Regions from separate parts of the Homo sapiens genome. Here region 1 is linked to region 2. A link is a contact called in ENCODE Hi-C or POLR2A ChIA-PET data. All regions are on one chromosome and are shown on one strand. The core of a region is the stretch at or near the end of the contact, and the rest is flanking DNA. Distances in the headings are between cores, read along the strand shown. Region 1 overlaps ERCC6L2-AS1 (ERCC6L2 antisense RNA 1). Region 2 has its middle 150 kb from the start of ERCC6L2.

Region 1 (2,781 bases), core at 44-2,543, 130 kb before region 2:
TAAGTCAAGTAAATGTAGGTGTGATCAGAGATTAGTGTAATCAGAAAGAAGGCATTCTGGAAGAGATAAGCTTTTAGCTGGCATTGAAGAATAGTTATATTTAGATGTGTCAGTTAGATAAAATATTATTCTACACAAGGTAAACTTTGAGAAAAGTCAGAAAATGGAAAAAGTTCATGTCAAGTGTGAAAAACCAGTGATTAAGTTTTGCTGGAGTATTTGCGCCTGAAGGGGATTAGTGAGAGAAAGGGTTCCTGGAAGATTTTAAAGGTGAGGCTAGAGAGTCCAGTTATTCCAAGGCAGTAGAGATCCACTGAAGACTTTATAGCAGGAGAGTGACATCCCAAGGACACAGGGGTCATTGCTGATGCTCCCAAAGTGCCTGCTGATCTGAGCTGCCAGGGTCATTTGATTAGTATCAATGACTTCAGGGACTCATCTAGAGTTCTCACATTTCCTTGTACTTCATTTGACTGAAGAATAAAGGACTTAGAAAATTGGAGCCCTAAGAAACAGTGAAAATAAGTCTGGGAAAATCCCTGGAGCCTAAAATTAAGCTCTGCCTGTTCTTGGTTTCTTGTTGCTCTCTGGCAACTTCATTAAGTTTCTATTCCTCTTTCCACTCCAACATATTGCAGCCCTTTGATGCCTTTAGATTAGCAAGTTCAACACCTTCTTTGGACTGTAGGTATGAAGACCCAGTTTTGAGCTAGGCTGACATTGGACAAGCTGCAAGGCCAGCAGTTCCTGCATCAGGTCAGCACAGGGAAGTAGGTATTAAAGAGCTGAGCCAGAGCCCTGGGTGCCAGGGCTGGGAAGAAGGCTGGTCTGGCAATCTCAGAATGGCATGGTATTGATAGGTGAGAGCAAACACTCATGATTATGGAGGTCTAACTTGAAGTTGCCAGGTTGTCGTGACCTACAGACTTAGTCTCATTGTTCTTTAAACTTAGTTTGAAAATTTAGAAAGCAACAGAATGAAAAAAGTTCCGCTTAGTTATCTTGCCTTCTCTTGTCACTCAGGTGAGAATGTGAATGCAACTGGACTCTTTTTCTCCTTGCCCAGTTCCTACACGTAAAGATTCCTTTACCAGGAACAGCCCTTAAGTCTTTCATGTCAGTTGTTTAATTCTCTGGAAACTGACCTCTGTTTCCCCATATCCTTCTTGCCTAACTTGTAGATTTCCTGGAGTTTGTCTCCCTGCAGCTGAAATTCTGGCAGCCAATAGGGGACTCAGCCTCACCCCAGTCTCTAGAATCAAACCAGGTATTAATAGGAGGGATTAAGTTGCTGTGACTCAACGCTTAGGCACTCTAGCAGCAAAGATGCTTGATGTTGTCCAGCCCTGATCTTGGGCCCCAGTTTTCACAACAGGCTTCTATCTTGCTCCAATCTGCTCTTTACACAGCTGCAAAAGCCCCTGCCTTGGCAACGTTCCTGGTAACAAGATCCCTCTGGGGAATGGCTCAGCCTTGGTCTTCCACTCCTCCTCCCCCCCATCACTTCTGCTGCCCCTCATATACTGAAGCCTTGCCCTTGAACACTGTCTTCTTGATATTTACACGTTGTGCTCAGTATGATGCTTGGGTCACAGACGATTAGTAAAGACATGAACTATGTTCATCATTCCTAGGGGGAAGGGGAAGGGCCAGGGTTCACTAAAAGGGTGTCATTCATTGCTGATGTCCTAGAAACTGCAAACTGCCAATTTGAGTTTAGGAAACACCTATTATTCTACCTTGATTGTATCTAAAAATGGGGTGAGAAGGAAAGTGGTTTAGTGAACTCCACCCTCAGGAATAAATGCAGAGGGCAACACCTCAGTGAAGTGTGGTGGTCTGCAATGTATATTTCAGACATCTGCCATTCCATGTCCTAGGTATGTACCTCTACCCTGCCCTTGGAATAGGAAAGTAGTCCTTGTATTCAAGCCAAATTGATATTAGGAGATCCACATATGATCTTATCAGGGACACTACAGTCTGTACTCTCTTTCTTTGCTGCCTTTCAGGGAACATATACCAGACCTAGAACACTGATGACTATTCAGGAAAGGTATGGAAGAGTGGGCACAAGGTGGGACCCTGACTATTTTCTGGAGTCACCACCAGCTGGGACCCAGTTCTGCTGACTGTTGTAGTCCTGTTGTAACAATTGCTTTCATGTTTGCTAAAATAAATAAATATCAATGTGTTTAACCAATAATGATAACCACTTTGCTTTTTGGCAAATCCTAAAGAGATAAAACTAATTCATATAATTTAGCGGGGAGAGAAAAAGGCACACACAAAAGTCTCATCCTCCTAGATCCATTTACCATCTTGAAAGGGACAAGTAACAGATAACTTGTTAATTATGGAAGGATTCTATAACCTTACTCACTTCTACCAGATTGGTTACTTCATTATCCTATTTCTTTTCAGAGATCAGGAATAAGATCCTTAAATTTTTTAGGTTTCTGTGCTTATCTACAGATGTAGAAGAAAATGCAAAATGAGGGAGATTATGCAGTGGTATGAAACAAAATCTGAAGGGATAGAAAGGATGGCTGAGTTGCTGGAGAGGAAAGAAAGCTGAGTTCCTGGGGCCTGCTTTGAAGATGAAAGGAAGGCACCAGGAGATAAACTGGGCCAGAGATAGGTCTTGTGAGGCTTTGCAGTTAAAAAACCTGCAGATGGTTTTTGGATGGGATCAAATATCAGAAAGGCAGATAAGCCACAAACCCAAATTAGTTTCCAGTTAAGTTATTGCTCTCAGATACAAAACTCAATACAATACTT
Region 2 (2,939 bases), core at 414-2,913:
AAACACTGGATTGAACAAAGTTGGAAAGTTTGTTTTTTTACTGCAGGACATCTCAGGACTTTTATTCAGGTGCCTTGTAAATTCCTCGAGTTATTCTCTCATAGAAAACACACACACTTTTTTTGGACTCCTGGGGAAATATGATCTACGGAGCCTCAGGGCTGTGAAATATCTCAGTATCTCACCCCCAGTCATTCTTAGAGCAGCACCCAAGCCCCCTGATCCTCCATCCGTTTCTCTGCGTGCTGTGTTATGCTGCACCGTAAAATTGATTCCCATTCTTTTCAACTCTGGTCTTATCCGTCAACCCATCCACCATTTTGTGCTCTATGGATAAATGTAGCAATGTGCAGGAGGAAAAGCAGGAATAAAAGAAGGGGAAGGATAAATTAGAGGAAAAAAGAAGAGAAGGTACAAGGAGAACTTTGCACTCATGTAGAAGTGGGAACTTGAAAATAAAACAACAAAATGGTGACCTGATTGTCTTCCATGCTTTCCTTATCAAGCAGAGAACTGGTGAATTGGTCACAGTGATCATTCACATCGGACCATTAATGCGCTGGCTCAAGTGGTCCAAATTACTACCCCATGTTGATGGACACATAACACCCATTCCTTCAATTAGTGGGCAGGTTACAGACAGCTTCCATATACATCCCCGCTGGGCTCTTCACGACTCTTGGCAGTGTGTCTTTAGTGGTGGGGTCTGTGCTCTTCAAAGGGAGTCCATCTACCATAAGCATTTTCCAGGGGAACGTTTGGTTATTGAAAACACCATGTTGTCTGGCATTTATGCCTTTTCCACCAAATGATTTTGGGTTTGCCCCACTGGGGGCTGGATTATTCCATTGTCAACCTATGTGGTTCTAGGTTCGAGTTGGCAAAAGTGACTCTGCATGATATTTAGGAGGCAGAAGAGAAACCACAGCCACTATGTCCTGAAGGTCATTGTTGAGTGTGGGGCCAGAAGTGCTAGAGAGTTCCAGTGTGTCCTCACCCCTTCCCACTCCATACCCAGCTGTCCTTCCAACCAGCAGCGCTGCTGCCCAATGGTAATGCCAGCCCCCCACCAGAGGCACTGCTGTGGCCTGACACAGGCAGTAGCTTCAAAGAGCCAATGACCTTTGGACTGATATCAACCCCTTGTCAACTTCTCAGTGCAGATGCTCCATGTGCTTCGATTCAAGACTTCCTGCAAACTCTGACTCAGTCACCAGCACCAGGGCTGCCTAATGACTTTTCTCCAAATATTAAACGCCCATTTTCAGGCGCTTGCTTCCTTCCCCATCTTTGCCCACAAGGTCTAATATCTATATTAAATGTTTAGTTCTAAAATATTCATAGTGAGTCTGCTTCTCTGAGCCCTGTCTGATACACCTATGAACTCTGGCTGTTATGTTCTTCTGCTCACAGTCTGGGGTTTCCTGTTGAGACATCCTAATATCGGATTCTGGTTGTACCTCACTCGGCTTTCCTTTGGGCAGATGGTGCCCAGAGTGAAAGAAGCGTTCACTGCTCTTTGAACTACTGCTCTTTTATCTTTATTTCCCTTTACTTTTGCTTTGATCCTCCTGTCCAGGAAGTGGCATCTTTAGACACCGCTTCCTGCCACAAGCCCAAGACTTACTCTATTTCTCACTCTCTCACCAGTGTTTGACAAAGGTTGCTAGTCATAAAGAAAGCAGGTCACTGAATGCTATATTTATACTACTACAGAATTTAAGGCAGTATGAAGAAGGCTTTGCTTTATGTGGCTGGAAACTTAAAGTCTGGGTTTGTAGTGGAAATAAAGATAAAAGAGCAGTAGTTCAAAGAGCAGTGATCTTTCTTGTTGGAGCCATGAGAACAATTAATTATAGGTTGTAGGTTAGCCTGGTTTGGGTGCTAATTTCTAGCTCATAGTCATATGTGAACGCTTCTTTTCAATCTCAGTACGGTGGCGGAATGCTAGTTTCTAAACATCCTTGGGATGATCATATGGTCATAAAATCCTTGGCAATAAATAAGTGCTCTGATCTTTTTAGAGTTAATGCACTGTATACAATGTGTTTTAAAGGAGGGGGGATATGGGATGTTTTATTAGTGCAATGTTTCTGGGCGTGTACTTTTGACTTTCTATTGGCAGTGCTGTAGGGGTAGAAGTTAACTGGTAAAAAACCAATAGCAACATAAAGTAATTCTTGTCAGAGAATCATGGAAATGATTCCAGCTCATTACAATGCAAACGGATTTGACCTGGTAGAGATTAAATTTATTTTCATCTAATAGAAAAGCTAACCCCCAAACATTACAGTTTATTACTGTCTAGAATGTTAATCAGTTTACATTTGTTGGCAAGTTTATTTCAGCATTCTTTTGACTGACCATATAAATCTGTTTCTTTCAATAATTTCAACTTTTATTTTAGATTCAGGGGTACACATGCAGGTTTGTTACATGGGTATATTGCATGACACTGAGGTTTGGGGTGTGAATGGTCCCATCACCCAGGTAGTGAGCATAGTACCCCATAGGCAGTTTTTCAGTCCTTGCCCCACTCCCTCTCTCCCGCCTCTAGTAGTCTCCAGTGTTTACATCTGTTCTTCAAATTCTCTTTTGAACCAGTCTTAACATTTTACTGGTTCCCTCATCAATTAATGAGTCACATACAATTTTGACATGGATATGATTTCTATATCTTTGAGAGTCATGTTTTTAACTTTTTTTTTGAGATGGAGTCTCGCTCTGTCATCCAGGCTGGAGTGCAGTGGCGTGATCTCGGCTCACTGCAACCTCCACCTCCCAGGTTCAAGCGATTCTCCTGCCTCAGCCTGCCGAGTAGCTGGGATTACAGGTGCCTGCTGCCACACCCAGCTAATTTTTGTATTTTTAGTAGAGACAGAGTTTCACCATATTGACCAGGCTGGTCTCAAACTCCTAACCTCAGGTGATCCACCCGC

What was found. A loop is a pair of places that touch in the nucleus more often than their neighbours do. ChIA-PET counts read pairs that join two places held with the same protein, here RNA polymerase II (POLR2A). Pooled maps may share reads with other maps.
Region 1: a map with no recorded cell type shows a loop between it and region 2 (4-fold over the local background). The contact joins two enhancer-like sites. A Hi-C loop is called at or near these places in 1 of 168 maps with a recorded cell type or tissue (uterus), 19 of 37 single-sample maps with no recorded cell type and 12 of 50 pooled maps. POLR2A ChIA-PET finds 5 or more read pairs at or near these places in 3 of 52 experiments (AG04450, Caco-2 and HepG2).

Annotation. Positions count from the first base shown.
Region 1 is chr9:95,855,907-95,858,687 of GRCh38, reverse strand. All of the region lies in intron 1 of ERCC6L2-AS1 (ERCC6L2 antisense RNA 1), which reads left to right. Among named protein-coding and RNA genes, the nearest start is that of ERCC6L2, 18 kb to the left of the region's middle. Within about 2 kb of position 1,293, at least 3 of the 41 ENCODE cell types and tissues checked have a DNase peak (open chromatin) inside an H3K27ac peak, as active enhancers do.
Region 2 is chr9:95,723,400-95,726,338 of GRCh38, reverse strand. No RefSeq gene overlaps it. Among named protein-coding and RNA genes, the nearest start is that of ERCC6L2, 150 kb to the left of the region's middle. RefSeq lists an enhancer at 1,755-1,854. Within about 2 kb of position 1,663, at least 3 of the 41 ENCODE cell types and tissues checked have a DNase peak (open chromatin) inside an H3K27ac peak, as active enhancers do.